Regions from separate parts of the Homo sapiens genome. Here region 2 is linked to region 1. The links are chromatin loops, found by intact Hi-C in ENCODE. Cell type or tissue: ascending aorta. All regions are shown on one strand.

Region 1 (8,000 bases):
AACACTGCTGGTGAGAATGCAAAATGATGCAGTTGTTTTGGAAAACAGTCTAGAAGGTCCTCAAAAGATTAAATCATAGAGTTGCCATATGACTCAGAAGTTCCACTCCTAGGTATATAATCAAGAGAAATGTCCATACAAAAACTTGTACATGAATGTTCATAGCACTATTTTTCATAACAATTAAAAGGTAGAAACAACGTAATTTTCCATCAGTTGATGAATAAATACACAAAATGTGATATATCCATACAACGAAATATTATTTGGCAATAAAAAGGGTTTAAGTACTGACGCATGCTACAACCTTGATGAACCTTAGAAAGATTATGCTAAATCAAAGAGGCCAATCACAGAAGTCCACATATTATATGATTCCATTTATATGAAAGGTACAAAAGAGGCATTTAAATACATGAAGACAGAATGTAGATTAGCCTAGGGCTGGGAGTTGGGGAATAATGGGGAGTGACTAGGAGTTGGGGAATATTGGGGAAGTACAAGAGTTTCTTATTAGAACTAGATAGTGATGATGGCTGCACAACTCAGTCAATACACTAAAAGCCATTGAAATGCATACTTTAAATGAGTGAACTGCAGAGTATGTTTATATTTCAGTAAAGCTGTTATACTGGGGAGGAAAGTGACTTGTTATAAAGCAAAACTACTGGTCTATCCCAGGAGAAGTGGTGTCTTTTTGAATGAGAAGTTATAGTTACATAAGTGGCAGAAAATCAAAATTATTTAAGCAGGAAAAGAAAAAAACAGAAAACGTATATGAAAAGGACAAAACAATTTCTATTTAATTGAATTTCAAGATACACAAATGCATAGATGTTAAACGACAGGTTGCATAACACTAAATACAGACCTTCTCACCTGAAATCTATCAGTTCCAAAAATAAAGCATCTAAGGAAAGGTGATAGATATATCATCAGCTTTTGCAGTTTTTAAAACTTTTTAAAAACTGAATTTAAAAGTTCACAAATATGCAGATTTTCTGGTATGGTATCCCAAGTTCACAAAATAAAAATATTTGATTAGCATCTAAAATGTGCAGTTTCTCAAACTGAATTCAGAAATCTGACCTCAAATTTAACTAGGAAAAGTAAAGCTTTCAAGATCTGGACTACATGGAAGACACTGACAGCCAGACAAGAGCTGGCAGTGTTTGAGATTTAGGCAGAAGAATTTCAGAGTATAGTCAAGGGTTTACCATGCTACCCTGTCATGTATCTGCTCATAATGACACTCTAGCAGAAATCAATGCTAGCCTCTGACTGAAGTGAACAGAGTCTCCTAATGTGGCAAAATGTCAGAAGATAATATGGAGTTTCCTGGCCATTGGCAGATACAGCATGAATACATTTTTGGAAACAGAACAATTAGATAATAGACAATTTCCAATTTTTTTTTTCCTTTAACGTTCAAACTACAGTATTACTAAACTTCCACTCCCACTATCTTAATCAAGCATCATTTGTGTGGGAAATCTGCTTAGTGTTTTCTTTAAAAATAAGCAAGCCATTAATTGATCCAATGTGTTGGCAGTTCTAGAGAACCTTTTTAGACAGGAACAAATGATGCCTCTTACTTTATGTTCAAAGAAGTTGAGTTCAAGATTTCATGCATATGCACAGAGAAACAAAGAATCTCACAAAGTCAGCTAACAATCTTCTTGGAGTTTAAAGAACAACAAAAACAAAAAAGCTTCCTTCACCCCTCCTCCACTGAGGTTTTAAATATTAAGTAACATGTTTATCTAAAGATGCTTTACATGACTTACAGTGCTTTCCATAGTCCTTAACATCCTTGAATATCAAAGTTTCAGTAGTGCTCTTAAGACTCAAGGTGAGAGCACAATCTTTTCCCTTAGAAAACTGTCGAGCTCAAGAAAATATATCGAATATTCTGAAAGTGCTGTATTGTAACTTTTCTAAGTAATTGCCTCTCCTCCTCTTCATTAATTAACACACTACATTTTTCTGGCCTGTGTTTTAGAAGTCTGGAACATTTCCCCTCCCCACCTGTTTGTGTTAAGGTTGACAAATTTCCCTGACTAAAACAGCTGGTGTTGATTACTGGAGGCAAACCAATTGAATATTTCACTAATAGGTGACATGAGCTCTCGGAATGGAAACTTGTCCCCAAAGAGAACACCCCTACAAATGTAGCCAGAGCTTGGTGTTCCATTTCAGCAGCGTAACTATTTATTCAAATTTGGTTTTTAAAGAAAATAATGCTTTTGATTAGGAGACTCCACTCAGAAAATGCATCTGTCATTTTCTCCCCTCCTTCCGGGCACTGGATGCCACAGTCTCGGCCCAGAAACCCCTTTGGGGAAGGAGGGCCCACTTCTCAGGCACACAAATACAAGCAGCAAGCTCTGACATAAGGAGGCTAGCTTGCTAAAACTAGTGGCTTATGGACTTATGTTAACAAGCCTGGGGATGGCTTTTTTGGGGGGAGGGTGTTCCTACCACCAGGGAAACATTGCTTATGTCAGGCATATGCGGTATTGAGTTTTGGGACAGTAATGCATTTCTAGTCCTGGTACCTGCGATCATTAACAAAAGCTTATTCTCTCTAGTCTGAAATCCCTTCATTCTAGCCAGAAAGAAAACCTTCAGCATATTTAACCTCCCAATCAGGCAAAGGATAATGCAATAATTAGAAAAGTAGTTATAACTTTAGGGCCATCACACTCTTCTTGGCTTGTTGAGGATTGTTATTATTTACCATCGTGGCCACCTGTCAGTTTCTCTGGATGACAGCCTGGCAGAGCATAGTACTTTTAATATGATTAATGAAGTGCGTAAACCCAAAAGGGGAAACTCTCCCAAGTGCAAGTTCGCGGTGGTGAGCTGCCAGCAGGTAACCCTACCCCTCTCCTGATATAGCGCCTGCATCAGGGTATACCTGATGCACAGACCCAAGGGCAGTGCTGTGGTATCAGATCTACTGGTTCCAAACAGGTGCTGGGCCGGTCACTAACCAAGAACAGTATCTGAGCCCTACCCTCCAAACCCCACCTTCCAGGTCCCCCTCGGAAAAGTTAGCCCGCCACGTTGAACCCCTGTCCAAGCGGCGCTATGCCAAGCTCTCCGGCAGCCTCTCCCCTACCCAATACAGTTAATCTTCTCCTCTTTGTAAACCCCCCAAGTGACGCGGAGCAAAACTTAATCGGTCCAGGGAACCCAGACACGTCTTCCGCGCCGCACGGACTTCCCAGAAGGAGCCTGGAGGCAGGCGCTGGATCCCTCTAGGCACCTCCGTCCCCGCCGGCTCCCCTCCCCCGCGCCCGCTGGGCCACTCACCCGCGTGGGGCATGGTGATGGTCTCGTTGGTGTTGGAGCCCACGTTGAAGATGACCACGGCTGAGGCGTTCTGCAGGAACGCGTTCCGGATCTTATCCCTGTACGTGCAGTTGCCCTTGGGGATGAGGGCTATCCAGTTCTTGCCGCGGGTCGGGGCGGCGAACTTGGTGTTGGGGTCGCAGGCCAGGCGGTCGTGGGCCGAGCTGGCCATGACCACCTCCCCGCGGGCGTCCTGCTTGGGCGAGTGCTCTCCGTAGCGCCCGCACTCCGTCTTCTCCGTGTGCAGCTCCGCGCCGCCGCCGCCCGCCGCCCCGGCCCCGGGGTCCGGCGCGGGCTCGGCGTAGGTGATGTTCACGAAGGCGGTGTACCATTCCTCCTTCTCGGCCACGGTAAAGTCCAGGCAGAGCAGATGCACGAAACAAAAGGAAAGCAGCCATGTTGAGAGAGCCAGACTGCAGCACGCTTGGATGAGAGACATTGCCATCTTTATCCGCCGGGGCCCCCTCCCCGCCCCCGCGCCCTCCCTCCGTCCCGTCCCTCCTCCCCAGCCCCGGCCAACCCCGGGCCGCTGCCTCTCCTCCTGCTGCTGCTCACTCCCGGGCCGGAGGGGCCGCGGCCGGGACGCGCAGCCGCCGCGGGGACCGGATTCCGGGCGAGCGGATGGCGCTGGCCCCTTCCCCTCTCAGCTGTAGCGCGGTGGTTGCATTTTGCTTCTTGGGCGCCCGGGGGGCGCGGGAACAGAGGGCCCGCGGGGCTTGCGGAGGAGTCCTGCTGCCGAGCGTCCTGCTCCTTCGCCCGGCTTCGCCTTCTCTCATAAGGGTGGCCGGGGGCCCACGAACTTGCAGGGTGGCGGCCCTGCGCCCTCCAGCCCCGGCGGGGACGGGCACGATTGCTCGTAGTCTGGGGTGCTGCGGTGCGGGGTGCTGCCCAGGGTGTCCCGGCCGCCGCCACTGAGCGCTGGGGCGCGCGAATCCAGCTGCAGCCGCTGCTGCCCTGCGCCGGTTCCCTCAGGCTGCGGGCGCTGCGCTCCTGATCTCGCCGGTGGCTGCGCCTGGGCACGCACTTGCCGCGGGCGGGGCGGGCTTGGGGACAGTGGGAGCGAGCAGGCAGAGCGGAGTAAGCGGTCCGTGTGTGTGTGTCTGTATGTTTGTGTGTGTGTGTGTGTGTGTGTATAATGTGTGCGTGCAAGGAGGAGCTTAGTGTGATGTCAAAGCCCCTGGGATTCTCTTGCCATGTTCCCTTGGTCTCTCTTTATGGGCAGCAGCGACCCCTGTCGGGTCTCAAATTCAACCTCAATCGGCGACTTAATCTAGGTGGAGGTAAAGAGGAAGCGACCCCTCGACCTTTGAGTACGGGAATAACTTCCTGAGCGTTACATTTAGCAAATGTATGTGCCTCTCGTAAACGACCCTCCCGTTTGCTGGAAGTACTGCCGTGAGCTCCCTGATTACCTGTCCTAAGGCCAAAGTGTAAGGTGGTTTGGTATTGAGGTCCTTCCAAAGCTACCTCTGGAATACCTAGGGCAGTGGCTATCAAATCTTTAGTTTTAAAACTCAGACCGATGGGTCCTGCCACAAAGTTTCTGGTTCAGTAGATCTGTGGTAGGGCCCCAAAAATATGCATTTCTAACAAGTTCCCAGGTGGTGCTGATGCTGCTGGTCTAACAACCATTCTGTTAAGATGGGTATAACAATGGGCTTCCTACTGCCCACCTGGAAGCAAACATCTAACATTCGTTTTCTTATAGAATAGGTGTTTTGTCACTCTGTAAGAAGAGAAACCGGGTGAGACATTTCTGGACTGTGTTTATTCTGATTGTCATGGCTGGGAACAGGGGACTCGCAGCACCAACAGGCAAGGGAGGTTTGTTTGGGTTATTGTTTATAGTGCGCTCTCCAACTGTGCATAGAGATTACAGTAGTCAGCAGACAGTACAGTCCCCCTAGTGTAGTGTTCTTAAAACTGTAGTACAGCAGAGTGCCTTACCAATTAGACGTTTTGGTGGTGGATATCCTTTCCCTTGGCTTGAGATGCCTGCCATATAGTCTCTAAAAATATTTGTTTGATGGTTCTCTATCATTTACATTGTGTTTCCCACCTGATGCTCTTTCAGAGAACCCAGGACCCATTCATGATTTAAATTTAAAAAATGAAAGGCTGCCTTTTCCCCAGGACTTTAGCATGTTTACAGCTCTTCGTTAATGAACGTCCACCAGTACAACTTCTCTTTTTCCGGCAGCAGTACAAACAGCTGATGGCTGTTAAGGGAGGGCAAAGAGCCTCAGCTGTACCCAAATTAGAAGCAGGCACAAGAAGAACTACTTAGAAGAATTTGTCTCTATGGCATTTGATGTGCTGAATTTGTATGTGTTCCTAGCTTATTCATTTTAGAAAATAGGCTTCTAGGCAATTGGGACAGTGCTTTTTATAGCGCTTACTGCCAAGGAGGCAAAAGTGGAGACACCTGGCTGCTGGTTCCTGAACCACCAGAGATCTGAGGGAGGAGTCCACTGCTAGAAACCCCCGGCTAGGTTCTGAGCAGTTGCCTTTAGCAACCCACAGTGTTTCCCCAGTCTTCTTTATCGCTTAGCATTTTTTTTCTCCAGCTGGAAGACTTGGAGAAGCTATGTTATTAAGAATGTGTGACTATCCCTTACCCCTTCTTTCCTTTGGAAAAGTTAGGTGCTAAAGAGATGACAGGGTCAAGGAAATAGCATGGCTGGAAGATTGCTTAATTACAGGGCCATTGGGCTAATAAGTAAAACACTGAGTAAAATAGGAGCGAGGTTTCTTACTGTTGGAGAAGGAATTTACAAATATGGAAAGAAAGAGAGCTGTAAATAACCTTGAGGCTTTAGGGTGGATTAACAATGAGTATGAAATAATTTTTCAAAAACTATATGTATATATATTTATGTGTGTGCACACATATATACCATAGCTCTCTCCATTCAGAGGCCAAAAGCAAAAGGCACATCCAGTGGCCAGAAGATCTTCGTTTCTAAATAGCATCCTCCACGAAAAGCAAGCTGGCTGATTATAGGGCTGACACTGGGAAAGTACAGAGTGAGCCCATAACCTCTTGAAAGGAAATGCTCCAAGCATGATGGGAGTATGTCAAAAAGACAGAAGAGCCAGCTGGAAAGGGCTCCCACTGGCCAAATCTGGGACAGTCTGAACATAAAATAAATGATCCTAGTAACTGATTACAACCTATCTAATAAGGCATGAATCCGTGCTAATGTTAATACAGAAAAATGATGGAGTAAATAAATAGGGAGGAACAGCTCTTCCTTATGGTAGAAATACCTACTGATAAGGATTAATGGATATAGAAAGTCACCATTTGACAAGAGTGTTGTTTGATTTAGGCAGGAGTCATCAATGGATACTAAGGCTGATGAGTAGGTGTTTGATGTGAAGCAGGATATTAGCCTAGTCTTGAAGTATCTTCTGAAAAATACTTATTAATTCAATAAATGGTGAATTTATTGAAGAGGAACCTGGAAGACACCAAGTTGAGCAGGTGATCATGGTGAACATCACCATTTGTAGAATGAGTCCTATCATGTACCTCCTTATGAAATGCACTGGAATTACAGTGTCATTTCTGTCATGTTCCTGAAAAGAACAATACACGGCATGGTCTAGACATAAGGAAACAATGGATAAACCCAGGATGAGAGGCAACCTTCAAAATGAAAAGTTTATATTCTTTAAAACTCTTAAACTTATGAGAGACAGAGAAAAACAGAAGAACTGATCCAAATTGAAGAGATTTAAGAGATGTGACAATTACGTACAATAAATATCCCAGATTGGCTCCTAGACCAGAAAGGAAAAATAAACACTTGGCAAAAATTCAGTGAAATTGGTAGATTGGATGGTATATTTTATCAATGGTGAATTCCTGACTTGGATATTTATATTGTAGTTTTGTAGAAGAATGTCTGTGGTTGGGGGGCTATGTACATTGAAGAATTTAGCAGTGATGAGACATTCTTTCTGCAACTTACTCTTAAATGGTTCAGAAAAAAAAATGATTATCTATGACATATTGGTTTCCACTAGCTACACTTTCAGAGAATTTGAGCCCAATTCATGATATTTTTAATAAGTCAAAAGTTCAGTTTTTGAGGGGACATTAATATGTTTCCAGCTTTGTGCTAATGATTTTCTGGCAACCCTGCTACTCTTTTTTCCAGTGGCACTTCTTGAACAACTGACAAGTGGTATTTGGGGAGAGCAATGAGCGCTTGCTATACCACCCCCCAAATATATAATACTGTTGTAGATAAAAACATCTCTGTATTTCATTTCTTCATCCAACAATAATTATCGAGCACCTGTTAACGCATTGGTGTTACAGGCACTGGGCATCCAACTGAAACAAAACAGATAAGATTCTTGCTCTCATGGAGTTTATATTCTGGAGTTGGAAAAAAACAGAAATTTCTAAAAAGCTTTAGATTATGTCAGATAATGACATCTGCTATGAAGAAAAAGGCAACAGAGTATGGAAGGGTAACCTATGTCACATAAGGTATTTTCTGTCAGGGTCAGCTGCTTTGTGAGGTGACTTTTGAACAGAATATTGAAAGAAATAAGGATTCTATGTGGCTATTTGGGGGACTGGTTTTACCAGGAAAAGTACAAGTACAATCTGAGTATAAGTACAATCT
Region 2 (8,000 bases), 760 kb before region 1:
CTCACTACAACCTCCACCTCCTGGGTTCAAGCAGTTCTCCTGCTTCAGCCTCCCAAGTCTGAAAGCTGAAAATAAGCTGAAAGCTGAGTCATGCAAGAGCTGCCTTTTTATGTTTACATTTTAGTTTAAAATTACTTTCTAATTTTTTTGTGTGTGACTTCCCCTGTGACCCATGGTTTGTTTAGAAGTACATAGTTTGATTTCCAACTATTTGGAGATTTACAAATATCTTTCTGTTACTGATTTCTAGTTTAATTTGTGGGTAGAGACAATAATTTTTACTGTTTCAATTATTTTAAATTTGCTGAGATTTGTTTGATGATACACAGTGGAGTCTATTTTGATGAATTTTCCAAGTGCATTGGAAAAGAAAGCATGTTCTTCAGTTATTGGGTGCAATGTTCTACAAATGTCCATTAGGTCAAGTTGGCTGATAGGATTGTTCAGGTCTTCTATATCAATAGTTCAGAAATTTGCCAGCCTTTTTTCAAAATCACCTTCGTAACTTTCAAAAATACTAATGCCTGTATCTCACTCCTTAAGACTGTAATTTATTCTGAGGTGTGGTCTGTTCACTAGAATAATTAAAAGATTCCCAGGTGATTCTAATATACTGAAAAGTTTGGGACCTGAGTTCTGTATACTTAAATTATCTGTATAGTTGTTTTACAAATTGCAGAGCAGGGAGTAATGAACTGTTTGAATTCAATTAATTTTTGATTCATTTCTATTTTGTAGCACTGTGGTTAGGATTTTGTGTCTTCTTGATGAATATGCCCCTTTATCTAATTGTTTTAATGTTATTTTACCTAATTATTAGTGAAGGTAAACATTTTTTAAAAACCTTTCTGGCCGTTCAGTTTTCCTCTTCTGTAAGTGGCCTACTTACGTTATTTGCATATATTTATCTTGAGTTGTCTTTTTCTTACTGATTTGTCTGAATTCTTTTTTTTTTTTTTGAGACGGAGTCTCACCCTGTCGCCCAGGCTGGAGTGCAGTGGCACCATGTCACTGCAAGCTCTGCCTCCTGGGTTCATGCCACTCTCCTGCCTCAGCCTCCCGAGTAGCTGGGACTACAGGCGCCCGCCACCACGCCCAGCTAATTTTTTGTATTTTTAGTAGAGACGGGGTTTCACCGTGTTAGCCAGGATGGTCTCAATCTCCTGACCTCGTGATCCACCCGCCTCGACCTCCCAAAGTGCTGGGATTACAGCCGTGAGCCACCGCGCCTGGCCTGAATTCTTTATATTTTGAGAGTTTTACTATATTCTGCCAACCTGTGGCTTGTTTTTTAACTTGATTAGAGATGGCTTCTCTTCTGTTTGTAAAACTTCCAAATTTTAAAATAATCAATATTTTACATCTTTCCTTAATGAATCGTGCTGTTTCTTCCCTACGGCGATATACAGACATACGCTTTTCTTCTAAAAGTTTAGAGTTTTGTTTGTCACATTTTGGATCATTATTTCATTTGGAATTTAGTTTTATTTCTGTCGTGGTATCAGGATTGAATTTCTTATTTTTATATAAATAGCCAATTTAACTAGAACCACCATAACTTGTGTTTTCTATATCCCACGAACAGTTACTATACTAATTTACACTCCCAACAGTAATGAATAATAGTTTTTTCCCCACAACCTTAGAAACAGTTATTCCTCACCAGACATCTTTATTGTATACCAACTTCCAGGTACCCTTTTTTTCCTAATTTTCTTTTTGTCTATTCTTGTGTCAATACCACTTTTTTAAAAGTTGCTTTAAAATAGAATTACCATATGATTCAGCACAAATTAACACACACTTCTGGGTGTATATCCAAAAGAACTGAAAAGAGGGTCTCAAAGAGACATTTGCACACCCATGTCCATAGCAGTATTATTCACAATAGCCAAAAGGAGGAAGCAACCTAAGCGTCCACTGATAGATGAATAAACAAAATGTGGCATAATACACATAATAAATGATATATAGAACTATTCAGCCTTAAAAAGGAAGTTCTGCAATATGCTATAACATGGATGAACTCTGAGGCATTATGCTAAATGAAATAAGCCAGTCATAAAAGGGCAAATTCTGTATTATTCCACTTAGGTGAGGTACCTAGAGTAGTCAAACTGATAAACACAAAGTAAGATGATTACTGCCAGAGGATGAGGGGAATAGGAAATGGAGAGTTGCTCTTTAATAGGTATACAGTTTTAGTTTGGCAAGATGAAAAGAGAGATTGGTTCTGGAGATTGGTTGGAGAACAATGTGGAATGTATCTTATACTACTGAAGTTAAAAATGGTTAAGATGGTAAATTTTATTCTATGTATATTTCACTACAATTAAAAATATTTAAAAATACTGTTCTAGCAAAAACAAAAGGTTGCTTTTAATAGTTTCTCTTGATCTTTGGTGTCCTGCAATTTCACCGTTGCATAGAATTCTTATATTAATCCTGCTCAAGAATAAGTACTTCTTGAATCTGAAAATTCAAATATTCCACAATCTTGGAAAATTCTTAGTTATTACTCTTTGAATACTGCCTGCATCCATTCTCTCTAGTCTCTCTTTTTTGGCACTCCTATTAGATTTATGTTGGATTTTTTTTCATTTATTTAGCTCCTACATTGCATTCTAGTAAATTTCCTCAAACTGAATATTGCAGTCGCAGCCAAATGCATAGTTCTCAAAACACTGAATAGAAGATATTTTTATATAGCTCTTAAAATGATTAAGGCGATGTGTCAGCAAACTGTGCCAGAAGTAAAAAGTCAAGAAACAGGGAGACATAAGGCTTGTCTCTACAGCTTAGGAGGCTGTGCCAAAGCCAAAATAATAATGTATTGCTGTGGATGTCTACCTTGTACTCAACGAATATTAAAGCAGGATGCCGCTTTGTGTCAAGTACTAGATTACGATGAACGGTGTCACGAAGAACACTCCACTCTTGATACCGTATATGTGACCTTGAGCAAGAAATGTGTTCACGCTCAGGCTTCAGTTCCTTTCTGTGGGTTGCTGTGAGGCTCCACAGGGGTAAGGTAAGCACAAGTGCTATGCCTCAGTACCACTAGGGTATTTTCTCAATTCTAAAATATTAAATGGCCACGCACTACAGATTTAATAATAGTTTCGGAGGAGGGGCGTGAGGAGAGGAACATTCCACTAGCTCAACTATAAGCTTTCCGATTTCGGAAATAAGAAAAATATGAAAAAGTCTGCTTTTAGAATTAAGGAACGACGGTGTCGCGTTGACTTTCTCTGCTTGGTTCGCAAACGCTCTTTTCTCGAACTTGAATGACTTCTCTGTCGCTCATACCAACCTCTTTCCTGAATGACTTCTCTGTCGCTCATACCAGCCTCTTTCCTGATTTTCCACACTGGGATTCTCACTCCAATTCTCAGGTTTCCTGATAGACCTGATGAGCCGCTTCACCAGCGCCGCTTAGCTTCGCTTCTTTACTGTCATTGGCTGTCGCTGTTCCAGGTCCCGCCCACAGCGACCTCAATCCTGATTGGATGTCAGTGTCCTTTTGTTATGGCAAAGGTGGATCCCGGTGCTTTGAGATTGGACGACTGGGGTGAGGCGGGCAGCTAATGCGCAGGCGTGTATTCTCGAGTCAGGATTGGCGGGCGAGCGGCTGGGACGGGATGGGATTCTTCTCACGGCGCACGTTCTGTGGGCGGAGTGGGCGGAGCTGCCGGGGTCAGTTGGTCCAAGTGTCCCGGCCTGAGGTGTCGGCCGGATCCCTCCTTCTCCCGGCGCCTCAAGCGGAAGGTGAGGGCCGTCCCGGGCAGCGGAGGGCCTGGCCCCAGGCGACTAGAGCTGCATCCTCAGTACCTCCGAGGGCCTGGAGGGCGGGGCGGGCTGGACGCGGCCCTGCGCACCGGGGGCCCGGGAGGAGCGGTCTCGGGCCTGGGCATTTGGTGGGCGGCGGAGGCCTGGCTCCCGGCAGAACCCTTGCGCGACCTCTTTTTCTCCTGTTTTCGTTGTCAGGCCCAGGCGTTCTTTGGGAGAGGGACCTCTCGCGGTCCCTGACGCAGACATCGTGTAGCTTTCTCCCCGCAGCTCCTGGGTCGGGAGCCGCTTTGCAGCTCTCGGCTCTGGAATTGGACTGCGGGAGGGGCGTTTGGGTGGAATGGGACCTGGCACGCCTGGACCTTCCCGTGGCTGCTCTGCGAGAGCCTGAGAGATGGGAGGGGAGGCTGAGGTGGGGAGGGAGCCTAGAGAGCCGTAAAATAAGGATTGGACCATTTTTCCAGGCGGCGAAAGCGGCACCTGGGTTTGTTTCCTGATCGTCTTCTCCCCCAGAGTCCTGCTGAACAAGTTTTGGGAAGAAAGGTTTGGAAAGGAGAAAGAGGATACATTCCTGAAAGGCAGGGCTTCTGTTATACAGTGTGTCAACCTCACACTATTACGCAACAATAAGGACAGATGCCATTCCAGGTTGCCAACACGTTTTCTATGCCCGAGGACCCAAAGCTGTGCCCATGTATTCTGGTACCTCTATTCCTGATTAAAATCAGTGTAGCTAGCCATTCTCTGAGAGTATAGCTTCCATTTAAATCCTCATTTGGCCAAACAGTTCCTTGATCTTGTGGAATTTGAAACTGGATTTATTTAACCAGGACAAGTCAAAGCAGAACTTGAACAGATCTGAACAGACATTATATTGAAGTTCCGTAGCTTGAAGGGAATGGAGTTTATTTTCAGTTGCTTAGTAAAGATTCCAGAGGAGTTTGACATCAGTGGTAGCAAAATGTTTGGCAAACTTAAGATTAGGGCCATATTAAAGTTTTTTCCATTGCATAATGGAAAAAGCATGGACTGTGAAGTTAGACCTGGGTTCAAATTCTTGGTAGAGACATTGGCTGTGAAACCTCTGAAACAGCTTTTCTGAAAGATATATAGACTTTCTGAAATTTAGTGTCCATATCTGTAAATTGCAGTTTCCTTCTGTTGATTTGATGAAATAACATATGCAAAGCATTTAGCACATTAATGCACGAAGACATTATTTTAGCAGTCTTAGTAGTTCTCCAGTATGACAGATGGTGAAATCAATTTTAGATGCAGAAAAGTTGAGTGGCTGAAGATGGACGGGTATTAGGAAAAAGTCTCAAAATCTGCAGGCTCAGATGTGACAATAGTTGTGGTGGAATGGTGGAAAAAACACTGGGCATTTGTTGTAGTCTTGGCCCTGTTGCTAACTACTTCTGTGGTCTTCAGTAAGCCATTGTCATCTTTGGCCTTGATTTTGTAAAATGAAGCAGCTGGACCAGATGGTTTTCTTTAAATTCTTTCTGTTGCCCAAATTAGAGCTAAAAGGTAGAGAAGACGATAGCAGACATTTATTGAATACCTACTATGTACTAGGTACTGTTGCCAACACATTGTATCTATCCACTCATTCTCACAACAAACCCATGAGATACGTACGGTTATTATCCACATTTTACAAATGAGGAAACTTAAGGCCGAGGTGTTAACCTTGCCCAGGGTTCCAGAGCTTATAAATTGCAGAGCTAGGATTTGAATCCAGGTAATCTGAATCCATATTGTTAATCATTGTGCCAGGCTGCCTCTTGAGGAGAGTGATATTGTGGATATTGTACACTATTAGAGATAACTGTAAAATAAGATAGGGGCATATTTGGTAAGATGATCGTCTTTGGTCACAGGTGTGTGTGCATGGCAAAAATTATTTAATTAAATGAATCTTGTCCCAATGTTTGCCACATTTCCTGGTTTGTATTCTCTCTATGCGTTCTGCCTCCTGGACTTAAATAATCAAAAAAGTAATTCTAGATTCCCTTCCACTAACCAAGGCTAGATACCCGAATTTACTGTGTTTTTTGAGAAACCTTTGAAAGGTCTGACCTAGCCATACATCAGAGCTGAAGAATCTCAGCGAACCATGTCCATTTCTGGGGTAAGGTGGTTTAGGATAGGCAGAGCAGCCTCAGCGCCCCAAATTCATTTCAGTGTTCCCACGCTTGAGCAGACTTGGTCTTAATTTTCTCGTTTTTCATCAGATTTGCGTTTATATATAGGAGCAGAAGGAGTTGAAAGTGAACTCTTAAGAGCATATTTGACATGGAATTAGATTGATGTTATAGCAACTATAGGTAAAAAAGGATTTTATAGTTGAAAAATTTGAAAAGCTCAGTATTAAGTATCTGTTATGATGTAGTACTGTGTTAATGTAGACTTTGGGCAGTTTGGGGATCAATACTATTTTAAAAGAAAAAATCCATGGCTAAAATACTTTGACATAAAGAACTCAGCAAGTCTTTTGATCCCATATGTCAAACAAATCAGTTTATTGCCCTAAATCTACTGAAAGACTTTGAATATATATTAATACAATAGTAGCATTTTGAGATGGGTCTATTTGATCACATCACAATAAAATACAATTGCTTCTTGTTCTTTTGTCGTGGAAAGGCAGCAGGTAATGCTGTGGTCCACTGTACTAAAGAGTAATGCCCTTATGCGTAGGGCTGCCAGATACAGTGGGCGGTTTTTTCACTGTGCAACACTTGGGATGCAATCTTACGTAGACTGTGGTGTGAATTGTGCTCTCTCGCGTTGTATACCCTTATAGCACTGTTCTTGTGGCACTACTTTTGTGCTCCTGCCTCTACCCTAATCTTGAGTGTAAGAGTAATTTTTCCTTTAATAAGCCCTCTCCACCCTGTTTTTCTGCTTTTTATTTTCTTTCACTTTTTCAGATGAAGTCACACTGTTGCTAAACCATGCATAGGTTTTCTATTGTTTGAATTATATGTGGTCAGAATTTCAGAAACTGGCTTCTTTTTCTTTACCTCTTATATTGGTGAGTTTGGAATACTTGTGTTTTTGCAGACTTTTTGGTTTAATTTAAATATTAGTCTGAAACATAAGCAAAAGAAGACTACCCTATCACTGTATTATATCTGACTTCAAAATCAGCTGTGTCGATTTTCTGATTATCTGTTGCTTTGGCTTGTATATCTTATAACTCTTCTTAGCTATCATGAAAATTCGTTCTAGCTGTAGCCTTAAAATCATTGGATATGAGAAATTTGAAGCACTTTTAATTTATTATTTAGCAAAGACAGATGCCAAATTGCAGCTTACTCTTGCTGAGCACTCCCACGATCACTTTTGCTTTTGGCTGTTGCCTCTCTCATCTTACTCAGACCTCTTTTAGCTGGATCAGTGGTTGAAATGGTATGAAAAGAGAATGACTGTAGTACCTGGTTACAGGTGTGCTTCTCTGTCAGGGAAATGTCAAATCAAGTTTTCACTGACACTCTTCCTCTTCAATTATAGTTAAAGAGACATGTTGATTCAATGGAGAGGAATAGTTTTTGGAGTGTGGTCTTTAAATACTACAGTAGGCTGAATAACTTTTAAAAAAAGAATTGTTGGAAAAATTTTAGTAATCTGAAATGCAGAGAACCTGAGAATTAAATAATGTGAAAAAGAGGTCGGGCAGAGCAACTTTAAATGCGGTTTAGATAAGGGGACAGATGCTAGAAGACTTGGAGTAGGTTTATTCAGCATTATTAAATTAATTGTATACCATTTGTAGTTAATTATTTAATAATGTTATACAAGGGATATTTCATATTTTTTTCTAGACTAGTGAGTGCTATCTAACTTGAACTATAAACTTGAAGTTTATGTATATGTACACTGGGCATTTTAATTTGAAGTTCATGTTAGTATCTAAAGTGTAACAGGATTTATGTAGATGTACACTGGGCATTTTCAAATTTCATGTTAGTATCTGAAGTACAACAAGATTTGTATTAACAGCTGTGAGAGAATGTGTAATACACTGATATCTCTATTGTGATTCTAGTTCTAGTATGTAGATATCCTTATTTAATAGGTCTGCTTTCTACTGTTTAAGATACGGAGGCATAACAATGCCTTGGGCATAGAAGATATTCAGTAAATACTTGTTGAAAGAATAACACTGACAGGTCTAGGTTGCTTCAATGTAGTAGATTAGATTG

What was found. Peaks named below come from ENCODE experiments on the same cell type or tissue, not always from the same donor. Only the 100,000 strongest peaks of a DNase experiment are listed, where the experiment ranks them.
Region 2: a loop joins it to region 1, with 5 times the contacts of the local background. A loop is called at or near these places in 9 of 110 quality-filtered maps.

The regions. Positions count from the first base shown.
Region 1 is chr4:141,129,007-141,137,006 of GRCh38, forward strand. RNF150 (ring finger protein 150) reads right to left here and starts at 4,463. Exons shown (of 7, transcript NM_020724.2): 1 at 3,319-4,463. The coding sequence starts at 3,802. RefSeq lists a silencer at 4,282-4,401. In ascending aorta, CTCF peaks have their summits at 4,589 and 5,843; DNase peaks (open chromatin) are centred at 3,265, 3,465, 3,935 and 4,435; H3K4me3 peaks cover 3,814 bases; H3K27ac peaks cover 1,804 bases.
Region 2 is chr4:140,369,950-140,377,949 of GRCh38, forward strand. SCOC (short coiled-coil protein) reads left to right here and starts at 3,697. Exons shown (of 4, transcript NM_001153484.2): 1 at 3,697-3,768. It overlaps SCOC-AS1 (SCOC antisense RNA 1), which reads right to left and starts at 3,443. Exons shown (of 5, transcript NR_033939.1): 1 at 3,314-3,443. RefSeq lists enhancers at 3,380-3,881, 3,577-3,626 and a silencer at 3,787-3,986. In ascending aorta, CTCF peaks have their summits at 3,088 and 3,302; a DNase peak (open chromatin) is centred at 3,562; H3K4me3 peaks cover 3,418 bases; H3K27ac peaks cover 1,930 bases.